Linked DNA regions of Mus musculus: region 2 is linked to region 1. Evidence: chromatin loops called from intact Hi-C (ENCODE). Cell type or tissue: left cerebral cortex. All regions are shown on one strand.

Region 1 (8,000 bases):
ATATATGTATGTCTGTGTATGTGTATATGTGTATATATATATGTATGTGTATATATATATATATATATATACACATACATACACACACACACACACACACACACATATATATGATTTGCTTGTTTGTAGAATTAACCTGAACATGACTACTTCTTGCTGACTGCACTGAACCAGTCCAGGCCAAGCACCCCTCCTCACCCTTCCCTTTGACTCTTGTGTTGCCACCCAGAGTCAAAGCCTCTAATCCCACTCTGGGTTTTCAGCTGACATTTGCTCCTTGATCTGTGCCACTGGTCACAGTTTCACTTGGAAACTTCTCACATGCTTGGTATTTTCTCTGTATGATGCCTCCTAGGCCTCCTCTGACCTGGGTGAACTACTGCCACAGAGCCTTTGTGTATGCTATCCTCCTGGAATGTTCTACTCCCACAAGGTTCACTCTGACATACTCTAAAGCTGTCAGCTGAAATAGCATCTCCTCAGAGACCTTTCCCATGCCCGATTCCCTCCTAGCCCTGACTTTCAGATCTGCATCCTGAGCATTCCATTCTGCAGAACGTTCTAGAATCCAGACACTGCTTGGCTTGCCCAGGGAACTGAGGCATAAGAGTGCAGTCTGGCCTCATGGGTGCGGGCCCATGCCCAGGGTGTGGAGGGAAGGAGGCTGTGGGAATGGACCTCACATTGTCTCTTCCTTGTCTGGCCAGGTCCTGCAGATCTGCCCCAAGGACATGCGAGCCGACATTTGCGTGCACCTGAACCGCAAAGTGTTCAAAGAACACCCTGCCTTTCGATTGGCCAGCGATGGCTGCCTGCGGGCCTTGGCCATGGAGTTCCAGACAGTGCACTGTGCCCCAGGGGACCTCATCTATCATGCTGGAGAGAGTGTGGACAGCCTCTGCTTCGTGGTCTCAGGCTCCCTGGAGGTGATCCAGGATGACGAGGTGGTGGCCATCCTAGGTATGTGCTGCCTGTCTTTGATGTACTCCTGGTATTGTACTTGGGGTTGTCTTAGTCACTGGACAGCCACATTTAACCAGTGATTTCTCCTTGGGGCAGGCTCATTTCTCCATCCATTCATCCATCCAACAAAAGTTGAAGTTCCTTCTTTGAACCGATTGGTGTTTAAGGCCCTTGGGGTTTTCTCTTCAAGGGGCTGCAGGCTACTGAAAATGATGAGTAAACAAACCATCATTTGGAATATATCGGAAGGGACATATGTTTCAGGATTCAAATGGGAACGCTTCCTATATAAAATGATACACAAGAAGCAGCCAAACAATTGAAAATGAGTTACATGGAGCAGGGTAAAAACAGGGTTCCAAAAAGAGAGAGGTCAGCCTGTGTGAGAGAGACAGGTGTGATTCACAGGGACAGGTGTGACTCACAGGGGAAACCTCTGAGTCACTCTCTATGTGACAGGAGCACATGGCAGGGCCACGGTGGGAGATGACACTGGGAGAGAGTTGACAAACCGTAGGCCTCAGGAATCCCATTAAAGGGTGTTGTTGATTTCACTTGCAAGAGTGGGGCAGGTGACCCGTGGTGAATTGAAAGTAGGGAAGGGGCAACATTAGGACTGTACTTTTGAAAAATTACAGCAAGTAGAGGTTGGGCTGTGGTGAGCAGGGTAAGCAGGTAAGAGACGTGTTATCTAGGCCCTTAATGAACAAAGATGTGGGTGGATGGAGAGAAACACATCACTTTGAGATATATAAAAAGTCAAAGGAGTCCAATGACAGTTTGCTCTTGGGAGAGGTAGGATCTCTCATTGGTTAACAGGGAGGCTAGTTCACCATATGCAGCAAGAAGGAATGTGGGAGGAGCAGGGACATGTGTAACATGACAGTATTTGAGAGCTTGACCATCAGTGGCCCTGGGGAAACTTCTGAGGCAGCCACAGGATAGGTCTCCAATACACACACATCTCTCTAAGGGGACAAGACATCATGGCATAATCACTATTTACAGACATTTGATTTTTGCCCAATATCCTGCAGATGCATCCTCATTGAACCATGCAAACTGGCTTTATTGCTCTCAGTCTCTAAGTGAGACAGTTGAAGTTCAGAGAGTCAAGTGTTTGAGGCCCACGGGGTCCCATCCCAGCAACCTCAAGACCTTCTGCTCCCACCAGACTTGTGAAGTCCTATTTCAGTATCCCTCTGTGTTCAGCCTCTCTATTCCTGCCCAGCTTTAAAATTGAAATACTGATGATTAATGAGATAAGTGGGGTTGGGATGCTGCAGGTACTGCTGCAGATTGTGGAGGTATGTTTTATGTTCAGTGCATGGTTGATTTCCCAGAAAAGTGAGATGGGTGGTACGAAGTTAAAGTGATGTTAGAATGAAGAGGCTGACTGCATATGAAGTTACTGCGATGTTAGAATGAAGAAGAGGCTGACTATGTGTGAAGTTACTGTGATAGAATGAAGAAGAGGCTGACTATGTGTGAAGTTACTGCGATGTTAGAATGAAGAAGAGGCTGACTATGTGTGAAGTTACTGTGATGTTAGAATGAAGAAGAGGCTGACTATGTGTGAAGTTACTGTGATGTTAGAATGAAGAAGAGGCTGACTATGTGTGAAGTTACTGCGATGTTAGAATGAAGAAGAGGCTGACTATGTGTGAAGTTACTGTGATGTTAGAATGAAGAAGAGGTTGACTATGTGTGAAGTTAATGTGATGTTAGAATGAAGAAGAGGCTGACTATGTAGAGATGGATGAAACTTTTAAAACCTAATTTTGCTCCTGTCTGATTTTGGAGTACCCAAAGCATGGCTTCCTTCTTGTTCCTGGGGCACTTTGTCAACTTGCCCTCTTGGCTATACTGTGCTCAGGGTAACCCAAGGATGATGTATACTCCTTCAGCATTTGCTGGAAAATGGTAAGGGAAGCCTGTTGAGTCTGGGTTGGAGCTGAAGTGTATCTGGTCTGCTGGGTACCATGGTGCCTACAGAGCCCAACAGCCTAGTCCTGGCTTCTCCTCACTCCCTCCTCTCAGAGACCTGAGGTTGTGGGCCAAACACAGGAACAGTGAAGACATTGTTGTAAAGTATCTGAAGGAAAGGGGTTCTTATCTCTGCCTTTAAATTCACCAGTGAGGACATTGGGCTAGCCAGGATTCTTGCACAGCTAAGATTAACCACTGACCAATCCTTTGAATTTGGATTAGATGTAACCCTTTGGAGTCAGGCATCTTGTACCAACTTCCCCACAGATTATTTAAGCTTTTGAAAAAAATCCATCCTGAGGCCCAGCACTATCTCTCGTGTGCTCACGATAAGGGATTTTTAATGCCCCACCATAGACACCAGTACGATAGACTTGGGCATGGAAGGATGATAGCCTGAAGCGAGATGAGAAGGACAAACAACCCCTTCTCCCTTCCTCCCCTGCACACCGGCCTTCTTACGAGGCAGCGACTTCATAACCTTGTTGATTTGACTAGTTACTGCTTCTCCAAATCTAGCCCTCTGGGCATCCAGCCTGCTCCAGTTAGCGCATAGTTAGACTTCAAATATAGCTCAGCAGCTTTGGATTAAACGTGTTGGTTGCTCTCAAGATGTCCAGACTAGAAAAAGTCTCCTCTGTGCTTCCAAGAGCCAGATTGAGCCCCCAAAGTAGGTCCAGGCTCGATATCCTACGTTAACTTGCCAAGAGACTCTTAGTCTATAAAAGGACTTGACAAGTTCTTTGAGCCAACCTGTCCTTTAGGCCATGAGGCATACAACATTCCAAGCTGTTTGTTCCCTGGAAACACCCACCTGGATCTTTTTAAAATTCCTTTCTCCTTAGAATCACTTTTGTTCAATGAACTGCAATCAGTTTCTTCCTGAAGGGTTTGAGCATCACATGGGACTGAGAACTAGACCTTCATTGTCCTCCGATGCCCTTTAGCGCAGTCTCACCCAGTGCTGTTGAGCAGATGCTGTCAGGAGTGGGTTGCTGTGGTAGACCAAATCTTATCCCAGCCCTCAAGAGCTGCCTGTGGAGCACGTGACTCTAGACAGCTTCCCCTATGCACATCGAGGGCTACAGAGCATGAGTAGCTATCGAGCAGTGCTGTGTGCCCAGTGCTCCGGTAATGAAGGGAAATATACCAGTGTTCATGCCAGAGGCTACAGAGAAAATGCTGGGACACAGCTGCCCATGCCGTCAGACTCCAATCTTACCAGTTCAGTCACTTATAACCTGCTAGCGTGGTTCCTCCCTCCAATTCGATTATCCCACCCCCATTCTCTGTTTAATTTAAGTGCAGACTCCAAGAATGAGAAGGGACAGTGATCAGAACTGAGTGGGCTTAGCATGTGCCCAAAATAGAATCCCTCCCCTCCCCACTTGCTAAAACCTTATAGACTTTTGGTGACAGCAGCCACAATATAAAATGCTAATTACATTGCTAACTGATGAGCGTACATGTAAAACCCAGCATTTGTCCTGTTGAAGGAAATGCAGTCTGGTGGTTCTATTAGAGTCTGTTGCCTTTCATTTAAAAAAAAATGAATATAGTAACCTAATAAATTGGTTTATGGAGCTGATCAAAGGTTGCATTTAGAAAGTGTGCCTCCCCCAAGCCATGGCAGCCACTCTCTGATAGAAAGCACACTGTTCCCCAAAGACAAAGATCATGGCGGCACTCCCTTCTGACTTCCTTCTGGAATTCTTTTAGAAACCTCTTACCAGCTTCTCAGATGTAGTCTTTGTCCTTTTTACATGTGGGGTTCTTTTTTTTTTTTTTTTTTTTTGCTTTATCATGATATTTATTTTTAATTAAACCAACCCCTTCTTCTTCTTACTTCTACTCTTCCCATGCCTAACATCCCCATCCCAGCACAGGGCAGTTCAGTCCCATCCCCATAGCCTCACTGCGTGTCCTCATAGGATGGCATGTAGGTCCTCAGGTTACTGCTTGCTCTGAGATGCCTTCGTGCATTTGCTGAGTTGGAAGGCCACTTTGCCTTTGCCTGGATAAGGTGCTCCTTTGGGCCATTGTTCTAGGTTGGATATTTAGCAGCATCTGCTGTCATCGAGGATCATGGTGGTGTTTTCTTCAGGGGACAGAATAAGCCTTGTCTTAGAGAACCATTGTGCTGAACTGAGACAGATGCTTAGTGACAATGTGCACAGGGGGCTCACTCTGTCCCTCTCTTGAAGCAAGCAGGCAGATAAATGCTCACAGAGAAGGCAGAGCCTTCTGAGAGCTTGGAAGGCCCCAAGAAGTGTGGTAGGCTGAGCATTGGGGTAGAAAAGCAGCAGGGTTTCTAGGGGTACTGGAGGGAGTGTGAGTGTGAGTGGCAGGCTCAGGCCAGTGTGAGTGGAACTGTCCATGCCTGTTCCGTCAGCTCAGTGTGCACGGGGCTTTGCCAGCCTGTTGCACTGTGATATCAAGAGCACTAAAGCCTTGATTGTCATTTCATGTATGGTTGGACATCGCCAACCTTAGCTATGGAGTAGGAGAGGTGAGGCACATAGAAAAGGAAACGAGACAGGAACCCATAAGCAGGGGCCTTTTATGAACTTCACTTCAGCCATATGATGTTGTTAATTTTTGACATTTGTTTGGAGCCATTGATCAGCAGGGGACCCTTCCCAGTGATTGACAGACCAAGCCATGAGGTCTTTGCCTTGGTGGTGGCTGGAAAGATGGAATCAGATGAGGTCAGGAATGGGTCAGCTGTGAGGAGGGGACTTGTGTGGTGGGTCATCCAAGCCAGCACGTGAACTGGAACCCAGAGCTGCAGTGATAGTGGTGAAATGCAGCAAGGCTGGTGTGGACGTCACTGTGTCATCATGAGAAATGGGGCACTAGCAAGTGAAGTATGATGTCATGAGAGCTGTGATCCAAAAGCACTGAAGAGTGGGGCTGAGGGACATGTGAGGTCGCCGTGGCTCATGACAGACAAAGAGCGCTGAGGTACAGTTAGAACAAATGGAGAAGGCCCACAAGGAACATTTGAATTACATAGAAACAGTGAATGACTATTAACGTGAATTTCCCTCCAAAGATTGCATAAGATGCAGTTTGAGGGAAATTATTCATTTGTTAGAGTTCAGTTTTAACTGGATATCTATGTTTTTTATTTGAAGACTTTGCCAAACTTAGTTGGGAAGCGCAGGTGGACGAACTGTCAGGGACAGAGGTATCCTGGTTAGTTTCCTGTTAGTTTGACACATCGAGAGTTATCTGGGCAAGGGAACCTCAATTGAGAAAAAAACCCATTAGATCAACCGGTATGCAAGTCTGTGGAGCATCTTCTTGATTATTAATATAGGAGGCCCAGTCCACTGTGGTGATACCACTCCTGGACAGATGGTCCTGGAAAGCAAGCTGAGAAAGCTCTGAGAACAAGCCAATGAGCAATGTTGTACCATGGTCTCTGCTTCAGTCCTGCCTTCAGTATCCTGCCTTGAGTAGCTCCTCTCCTGACTTCCCTTCATGCTGGACTGTGATCATGTAGAAATGTGAGCAAAATAAATGCTTTCCTCCTCAAGCTGTATTTGGTCAGTGTTTTATAGAAAACAAACTAGGTCAGAGAGTCTCTTGGGTTGTAAATGTTACTACTGGAAGGTAAGGGGGCAAACAGGGAGGCACAGGCAGGTTCTGATGCCTGGGAAGTGGGAGAGAAGTATTTACAAGGAAGAGGCCATGAAAGCAGAAAGTGTGACACTTCCATTAGACCATGCAGAGACCCAAGGACACTGGACAGAGGTGCAGCCAGCATTGCTTAGAAAGGTGAGTCTGGAACCAGGACATGAAGACAGGTCATGAAGACAGGTCAGAACCAGGAAAGGCACTCAGGTCTTAAGCTAGAGATTTAAGAATTAACAGAAGAAATGTAAAATGGGAAGAGAATGAAAAGCCATCAGCAGAACATACAAGTCTTTCCCTAAATGACCAAGCATTTGAGAGCATTTTTAAAGAAATGGGGTGTAGCCATTCAGAATGACCATAGGGAATTTTAAATGATGTGAAGTGTTATTTGAACATGTTGTGATTGATCCCAATTATGTAAAGACAAGCATGCAGAGATGAGACTCCATGGGCATCCTTGCTAGCAAGCTGGGGTAGATGTCTCATTTGTGAGGCAGGAGGAGATTTTTATTTTCTTATCAAGTTTGTTTGACTCTCAGGCTATCTTTAAAAGAGCATGTGCAGGTCTGGAGAGACGGTAAAGTACTTGAGTTTAGATCCCAGCACTCCCGTAAGAGTGTGTGTGTGTGTGTGTGTGTGTGTGTGTGTGTGTGTGTGTGTGTGTCTGTGTGTGTGTCTGTGTCTGTGTGTGTGTCTGTGATCCTAGAGCTGTAGAGGCAAGAACTGGAGGTGCCAAGGCTTGCTGTTCAGCTAAGCTTGCCAGTCAGTAGCTTCCACGTTCACTGAGTAGCTCTGTCTCAAAAAAATGAGGCGGACACCAATAGAGGAATACACTAGACATGACCACTGCTCTCTACATCAAGTACACACACACACACACGTGCACATACATACATGTGTATTCATAACAAACACACACACACACACACACACACACACAAATAAATGACCTCTCGTTTCTACATCATGCAAACACACATGCGTGTGCTACATATGTATACATACACCAAACACATTAAATAAATAAATAAACAAACAAATAAATAAATAGATGATATTTTCAAGATGACAGTTTAAATTTTTTTTCAAGTCAATCTTGAGAAAGTGTCATTTGCTTTCCCAGACACTGTTAGGGTATCATTTTTAAGCCCAATTTTTTCAAAAGAATGTCTTGGCAGCAGCTCTTTTGCATTTTACTGTCCAATCAGAGAAAATGGCATGTCTCTGCATGTGCCTATATCCCTCCTTCTGACTGTCCTTGGCACCAATGGGCATATCTAGCAAAGGTTTATAAACAACAACCTCAATATGATAAATGCTCACTCATTCAAAGATTGAAAAGCCACCTCCTTCCTAGAGATGCTTCCCGGGGTCCCTGGGAGCCCAGGGTTGGAGAAAAGCAGGCT
Region 2 (8,000 bases), 58 kb after region 1:
TTTTTCAGGCTGCTTAGCTTGCTTAGTGACAGTCCCCAGACTCTGACATCAGGTGGCCTTTCTTTGTTTTGATGTGGTCATAAGGGTGACTGATAAACTTTATTTTAAGGAAAAGAACAGAGGGAAGTGTTTTTGTTCTTCCTGGGAAGGGTTTCCTGTGGACAGCCTTTTCTCCCCCTCTTTCCCTAGGGTGGATCTAGCCTCTGGGGGGGGGGGGTGTCATAGTGATGGTTCCTGTAGCAAAGACATGATACCTACCATGGTCCTTCTAACAAAGTAATTTTTTAATGGCTAAAGGATAGGAAGTGTCTTACTTTTCTCATCATTGTGAGAAAATACCTGATATAGAAGGAAGGAAGGAAGGAAGGAAGGGAGGGAGGGAGGGAGAGAGGGAGGGAGGAAGGGAGGAAGGGAGGAAGGGAGGGAGGGAGGGAGAAGGAGAGAGGGAAAAGAGGCTATTAGGTTCACAGTTTGGAGGCCAGGTAGCCATGGTGGCAGGCAGCTGGCCCCACTTCATCCACAGTCAAATAGCAGGGAAAAATGAATGCTAGTACACAGTTCACTTTGTTTTTATTCAGTGAGGACTCCGGCCCACAGAACTCTGCTGCCAGCATTTAGAGTGATTCTGCCCCCCAACCTAATTTACAGAGTCCCTCACAGATAGATCTATAGTTTTGTCTCCTAAATGATTCTCAATCCTGTTGAGTTGACAATCAATATTCGCCATCACAAGAGACCAGTTTCACTCTATATAGCATATTATTTAAATCTCAAGGTTTTTTTTTTTAAAGGTCAAGTATCTCATTTGTTTTCTGAAAGGAAGAAAGAGATGTTGAGAGACACTGGCTATGGGTGAGGCCAGGCTGGTTTCCTCCGGAGGTTTTCTGTCTGTCCAATCTTCTCTGCTTGCTCAAATACTTTGATCAAACATCTTTACTGATGAATTTTCCGCTTACAGTTGTGTGCCCTTCAGAAGTCTGTTTACATTTCCATACGCGGGTGTTGATTTTATCGGGTTAAGTTGTCTTTGCTGAGGACTGACAGGAAACAGAAGCACATTAACCCCAGCAAGACAAGTATGGAACTTGTCCAAAACTGTTTTGACTCACCCACACAGATGAGGCTAAAGCCAAAGTAGGATTTCCGGGAAGCAGTCTCCTATCATGATGTAAATTAAATTTCCTTTCTCCTATTTCTTGTGTATAAATTGCTACGTTTTCCTGGAATAATTCTAAGATATTTTGAAATAGTTTATAGATAGGGCTAGTCAACCATTTTACCTCTTTTATTGAGTTCATATGTTGATCCAACCAAGGGGAACCAACATAATTGTATATTGTAATTCCAAGAGTGGCTAAGGATGGATGCCATAGATATGGGGGAAGCAAGGAGGGAGACAGGAGTCATGGAGGACAAATTTAATCTCTGTCATTAATGACTCCATCTACACACCTCTGTTCCCTGTTTGCAAAGGCACAGAACTGCCCCCCCCCCCCCTTGCCTTGCCCAGGATGTTGGTCCCTGGGTAATCACTCATAGGTTTCCTGTGAGGTGTCCTCACCGCACAGAGGACAGCCAGTGGTTGTGATAACTATGTAGTATTCCTGCAGAATGTGTTAGGAAAATGCAAGCTCCTATGAGTGTGGGTGAGCACACAGAGCAGCAAGTGCTGCTTTCAAAACAGCCCTCAGGGTCCCAGGAAACCTTCCGAGGTTTGGTAGTCCCTTCTTTCTTTCTGCAGACTTCTCTGCTTCCCCTTAGGAACGCCCGTTGCTCCTTCACCTCTTCATTCCAGATCAGGGCCGCGAAACTGCACATACTCAGACACCCTCATCCCTACTTTATAATAGCTCCAGGATAGCTGCCAGGTCTGAAGTTCAGGGCTTTGGCCCTGGGGCGTTTTTTGCTTTTTCCTGTCTTTGTGAAGCTCACTCAGCCCAACCAGTGAATTTGCTTAAGAGTAGGGCTGAAATCCACTGGGGAACTGAATGCTGTGATTGGCAGTAGACAGAAAGCCAGGTATGTAGGAACATCAGCTTCAGTAGAGCAGGAGTCAGTTTAGAACTAGATGGGGGTGGGGGGCAGAGAAGCTGTGCCCACCTGGTGTCCTTATTGTAGCCACAGGAAATAGGATGGCCCAGACTCACTATAGCCCCCTTCGATATAGTTGCTGAGGCTTCTCAGGGAAGCAGGAGGGACCAAGACACTTTACTGTGTGCCCTGTGCCTGGGAGCAGCTACACATCTCTTCTAAGGGGAGTTTAAAATCTACTGAGGGAAGTATCCAGCAGTGCATTTCTACCAGCTATCCCCTTCAAGTTCTGGAGTCCTGTCCGCAGCCTCATTATTCCACAAACAACTCAGAAAGTACCTCCAGAGAAAATGCATTTTTTTTAAGATCTAAAGATGTTATTAACGCACACTCCTGCGTGCTCAGGAAGCCAGTGGCAGCCTCTGTGAGTCACACTCTTGCCGCAGGATTTTCATTAGAGTTCAAAACCACTCTGATTATCAGCAGAGACCGTGTCAGGGCAAAGAGCCAGAGCAGTGGAGCCTGGGCATTGGAGAAAATCTGAAAGCTTTCAGACACCAGGAGTTTTTATTACCTACTGTGTGTATAAACCTGGGTCAGTGGAGGAGCCCTGATATACAGGCCAAAAAACCTGAATGGAAGCAGGAAGATTAGCCTGACTCCTGTCTGTGACTCCCACATGCTAAGGGCTCCTGCATATAGACTCTTTGGATTGCTGAGTGTTAGTTCCATCAGAGGAATGGGTATCTGGGGCCCTCTGACTCTGAAGCTCCAGAAGTGGCGGGGATTCCCAACACTGTATGGAAGAGGATGCAGAAGGAAGCGGCACCATTGGGGTTGGAGCTGCCTCTCATAGCAACATGGGTAGCTTTATTAGTTCCTCTATTCCCACTGCTGTGAGGACACCCAACTCTCCTGGACACTGACAAGGAGCAGGGAGGATCTCCTAGACTGCTATCATTGTTTCTATGCACAGCCACGAGAACACTCTGCTGCTTTGCCCAGGCCAGGGTCCCTGAGGCCGGGACCCCACCAAGGAGAGCAGGTGATGTGCAGGTGGACACAGAATAACTTCTGGCTGAGGCTGCCAGGGGTTGGGGGGTTTGGGAGGGGAGATCTTATTTATAGATCATTTGAGCAAGTTCCAGTTAGCCATCAGATAGAATTTTAATTCTGGCCTAATGACCTCACCCTCTCTCCTTGGCACAGAGCCCTCACATCTTCTTCATCAGACTGTTGCCAAGCTGACTTGACCTTGAGATAACTATTTAATTAAAGAACTTGACCTTGAACAACTGTCTGCTTTCTTCAGCTGTGCGTAGCTCTTCTTACTTCGATATCTTAGTTTCCTTTCCTGATGCTTTGATTTAAAAAAAAATTACTGCAGACAAAAACAACCTTAAGGAGCAAGGGTTTATTCTGGTCCACCCAGTTCAAGGGTACAGCCCATCATGGTAGAGAAGTCAAGGCAGCGTATGCTTGAAGCTGCTTGTCACATGGCATCCACAATCAGGAAGCAGAGAACAGGATGCATGCTAGTGCTGTCCAGGATCCCACATGGGAAAGGTGCCACCCTCAGTGGGCGGAGCTTCCCACATCAGTTAAATCCAGGAAGATAAGCCCCCACAGACATCTCACAGGTGATTCTGGGCTCTCAAGTTGACATCACTAATCATAGCAATGTCCTTGCCTTACAACTAGAATTCTTTTGACAAGCTGCTGGCACAGTTCAGTGGCCACTCAGGTTCTAAGTCTGCTGAGCTCTGTTCTGCTACTGTCTTGGGTTACCTCTTTCCTTTTCTGTTTTTGGTCAAAAGAATGCAAAGAATCCCCAGCTCTCTCTTTACCTACCCTCTGCTCCTCACACATCTTTGTTTTTACCTGGTCTCTCTGTAAATTCTTTTTTTTCCCCATCAATTTATTTATATTCACTTTACAGCTCCCCTCTTTTCTCAGTTCCCCCTCACAAGCCCCTCCCCCCCCACCCCTTTCCCTATTCCACCCTGGGTACCAACCCACCCTGGCACCTCTGGTCACTGCAGAACTAGGCACATTCTTTCCCACTGAGGCCAGACAAGGCAACTCAGTTGGGGGAACAGGATCCACAGGCAGGCAACAGAGTCAGAGTAAGCTCCCTGCTCCAGTTTGTTGAGGGACCCGCATGAAGACCAAGGTGCACATCTGCTACACATGGAGGAGGGGGTAGGTCAAGCCCATGTATGCTCTTTGTAAATTCTAAATGGCAGAACTAATTCAAGTTAGGTAGGCTGAGGCTCAAGGCACAAGAGAATTGGGCTTTCTCCCATAGGGAGGGGCAGGAGGCCCACTTAGCACCTAGTGAGTCATTTGGTACAGTCTGTTGGTTCTTCCAGAAATGGCCACATGACCGGGGTATGTCCCATCTTCTGGTTTGTGTGTGTGTTCCCAAGGCACTGATGTGACTCTTTTTGCAAGAACGGAAAACTCTTTCTGTTCCACGTTGAAGAACAATGAAGGGAAGAAGGGAAGCACATGCAGACACATGCATTCATCGTCCCGGGAGCAGGAGCGGAGGGAGCACGTGAGTGCTGACCTTCCTTGTCTCACTAGGCCTGCCCACTATCTTGTGAGACCAAAGATTGTTTACCAGAACTGCAGGGAAGCCCTGCTCTCCAGGAGTGAGAAAAGGAAACTTTGCCTTGCTCCACATTTTTAGTTAGCCAAGAAAAGTAACTCCATCTTGGCAGGATTTGAATTTGGTTGCATAAGAGTCAGGTACAGATAGTATTCATGTTATGAAGATGGGGCCCTCTCATCTCATTTCATGGGAGCTGGTCCTTTCAAACTGGCACTGTCCGATAGGCCTGTCTGTGGGGATGCTCTGCACTGTACTGACTTCTGCCCTGTGAAGCTTTTGGCCTTGCTAATGTGCCCTTGGAGTGTGGTCAATGCAACTGAGTAGTCAACTTTAAAATTTGCTTCATCATACCAAACTAGACAGGACAACTGTAGGCCGTATCGCAGAGGTATTTTGTGGATCTCGGTTAGGGCCTTATCCTGGGAATCGTCATCTGCCCCAATAAGAACTCTAAAAGTGAGTTTGCCTTCTCTTGGGATTATCATTAATTGATCCCACATACTCTTGAGACACCTCTGGTTCCTGATCCCATGTTCCTTTGCCACCTACAATGTCCAACAGGTTTGGTGCCAGACAATTACACACTTGATTTAGATGTGCCCCAAGTTCAAAATATATGGATAAAAATATCTCAAGAACACTTTTTTTTTTTTAGTGAGAAAATTAAAGCAAAGCTGAATGGAGCCAACCTGCCTAGGATTAGAACCAGGTAGGTGCTGGCACTGCACCTACCATGCTTGAGACAGTGAAGGTTTGTTTTATTCATGATTTCTGCGTGTTTCAGCTCATCATGGCTGGGAAGGCACTAGGGAGCAGCTCATGGTAGCAGGAGGCTGGAGAAGGCTGTACCCACCTCTGTTCTCCAGGCAGACTGGGAGAAACAAGCAGGCTGAAGCCCAGAGGTTATAACTTTTAAAGACCTGCCCCACTAACTTACTTCTGCTAACCAGTACCCACCTCCTAAAGGTTCCACAGCCTCCCTAGAACAGGTGCTGCTGGTGGGAGCAATTTCAGTTCAAAGCAGAGAAAATATTGTGTATTGTTCAAATCTAACCATGTAGGCTGAGGCTCAAGGCACAAGAGAATTGGCTTTCTCCCATAGGGAGGGGCAGGAGGCCCACTTAGCACCTAGTGAGTCATTTGGTACAGTCTGTTGGTCCTTCCAGAAATGACCACATGACTGTCAGAGTAGGTGGAAGCCTGTCCTTGCCTCTAATGGGTGGCAAAAAGGTATATTTCCAGAAGTTTTAGAGTCACCATGGATCTTTTCTGCCACCTGTCCCCACTCTTGCCTCTCATTTTACCTGGAGACATTTATTGTTCATGAGCTGTTGAGGATCCCATCCTGAAAACTGTAAACCTGAGGTTCAGGCATTAACTGACCTAAGAGCACAGGACTGTGGGCCATCAGCAGAGAATCTGTACACAGCCCACTGTGCAGTTCTCACTCCAACATGCCTTATCTTCACAGCCTTCCCCTGACAGTCCCCTAGGCACCTGAGAGGACATCAGGCTTGTTCCCACAGGCTCCCGGCAGAGGAGCAGTCTGTGGGATGGGGCAAGGGGTCAATAAGCACAGCTCAGCTGTGAGAAGCCTCCTAAGACCCAGGAGAATGTGTGGGCCCTTACAGCTCCCAAGAAACCAGCCTGCTTCTTGGTTCTAAAGAGAATGGATGTTGTGTACTCGCCTTCTGAACATTCCACTCTTTGAAAACAGACTACCTTTAGTCCATTGAGAGAGGTCTATGTTAGTTACTGCTGTGTGCATGGGTCTGTGTCCTAACACACAGATGTGAATACAACCCGCTGGAAGTTTAAGCAGAGGTGCTTAGCTGAGATGTGGGAATATGTAGTTGTCCTTGGAAGATGAGGGAAGGCTTCTTGGGGGGATTGTAAGTAGCCACCCCTCTCTTTGAAAAGCACCAGTTGACAGAATGGAAGGCAGGGTGTTGCATGCTGGAAAAAGAGGTATGGCAAACAGGTAGCTCATAGATGCTCTTGTTTGTTTTGTGAATTGTTTTAAAGAAAAACCAGTTATCAGTCACATTACACCAGCAGGGAAATGAAGCAGGCACCACAGGCTCCTGGCCAAAGCTAACCTGCCTGATTGGCAAAACCTAGAACAGAAATGCAATATAGGGAGATGGAAAGGAGCCAGGCCTTGATTCCCAAGGAGAGCACCAGACCCAAATTACCCAGGGCCTCAAAGTTTATGCACAGTTGAGCAGAGGCCCAGGTGGCAATCCCCAGGGTAAATCAGAGGCAGAAATCTCCAGCAGGCAAGGTTTCTGTGATGACACTGGCCTTTCCATCATCCATGAAAGGATGCATGTGTAGACAAAAAGAGGAAAGCTTGGCTAAGAATGGGCCTAGGTTGAGTTCTATGAGCCAAGGGCTTCGGATAAAACCAAAGGAAGTTCTAGAGTTAGCAGAGCCTGAGTCAGAGCACAGAGTGTGGGTGAGCATGGGTGCATTGAAACGCTAGTGCCAACAGCCAGCATCATGAAGTTAGCATTATGGCAGAGGGCAGCATCCTTGAGATGATCCTTGGTTGTCCTCTGGTTGCTACAGAGGTGCAGCCAACTTCTGGACTGAACAAGGTAAAGACATAGTATACCTAAGTCACTGACTTGGGCATGAAATCAGGTCTGTAGGATAGAGAGCCCATGTTGAGGCCAGGTAGACACAAGCCTGCTGCTTCTTAACAATGTAGCCTGAGACAAGGGGCAGCTCCATTTTCTGTAAAACAAGGTTGAGAATATCTGTCCCACAGGATGCTCACAAGGATCAGTTTCCACTGCAACTGTATAGTGCACATCTCTCTGTCTTTTGTGAGATGTTTCCCCAAGACTCACCCAACAGACCAGCACTCTCTCCCTTGCATGGTTTCAGAGGTTTCTGGGCTGGGAAAAGTTAGGCACAACACCTACACAACAGTTGGGTCTACTATTCCATATATAGCCTTCTATCCTTCCACCCATATATTCTACCATTTCTAGCCTCTTCCTAGTTATATATATATATATTTACACACACACACACACGTGTGTGTGTGTGTGTGTGTGTGTGTGTGTGAGAGAGAGAGAGAGAGAGAGAGAGAGAGAGAGAGAGAGAATCATATTATTATATACATACAGGCATAACTTCATGTGGCCTCTCTGACATCTGGATTCATTTGCTACAGCTGCTATGACAAATGGAGAGGTGTAAGTAGCACAAACCAGCTAACCCAGTCCTGGAACTGAAGTCCAAGGTCAAGCATTTATAGAGTCAGTTTCCTCTGGCATCTGAGGGAGAATCTCACTGCTGCTACCCATCTTCCATCCCCTTGGCTTCTGTGGTGTCACCCTTA

The links. A loop is a pair of places that touch in the nucleus more often than their neighbours do. Peaks named below come from ENCODE experiments on the same cell type or tissue, not always from the same donor. Only the 100,000 strongest peaks of a DNase experiment are listed, where the experiment ranks them.
Region 2: a loop joins it to region 1, with 5 times the contacts of the local background. A loop is called at or near these places in 2 of 42 quality-filtered maps.

The regions. Positions count from the first base shown.
Region 1 is chr1:192,417,976-192,425,975 of GRCm38, forward strand. It overlaps Kcnh1 (potassium voltage-gated channel, subfamily H (eag-related), member 1), which reads left to right. Exons shown (of 11, transcript NM_001038607.2): 9 at 708-960. Among named protein-coding and RNA genes, the nearest start is that of Gm31011, 94 kb to the right of the region's middle. In left cerebral cortex, no CTCF peak of the experiment used is centred here; DNase peaks (open chromatin) are centred at 3,605 and 3,912; H3K27ac peaks cover 1,541 bases.
Region 2 is chr1:192,475,869-192,483,868 of GRCm38, forward strand. All of the region lies in intron 10 of Kcnh1 (potassium voltage-gated channel, subfamily H (eag-related), member 1), which reads left to right. Among named protein-coding and RNA genes, the nearest start is that of Gm31011, 36 kb to the right of the region's middle. In left cerebral cortex, no CTCF peak of the experiment used is centred here; DNase peaks (open chromatin) are centred at 966, 4,393, 4,705, 5,790 and 2 more places; H3K27ac peaks cover 4,911 bases.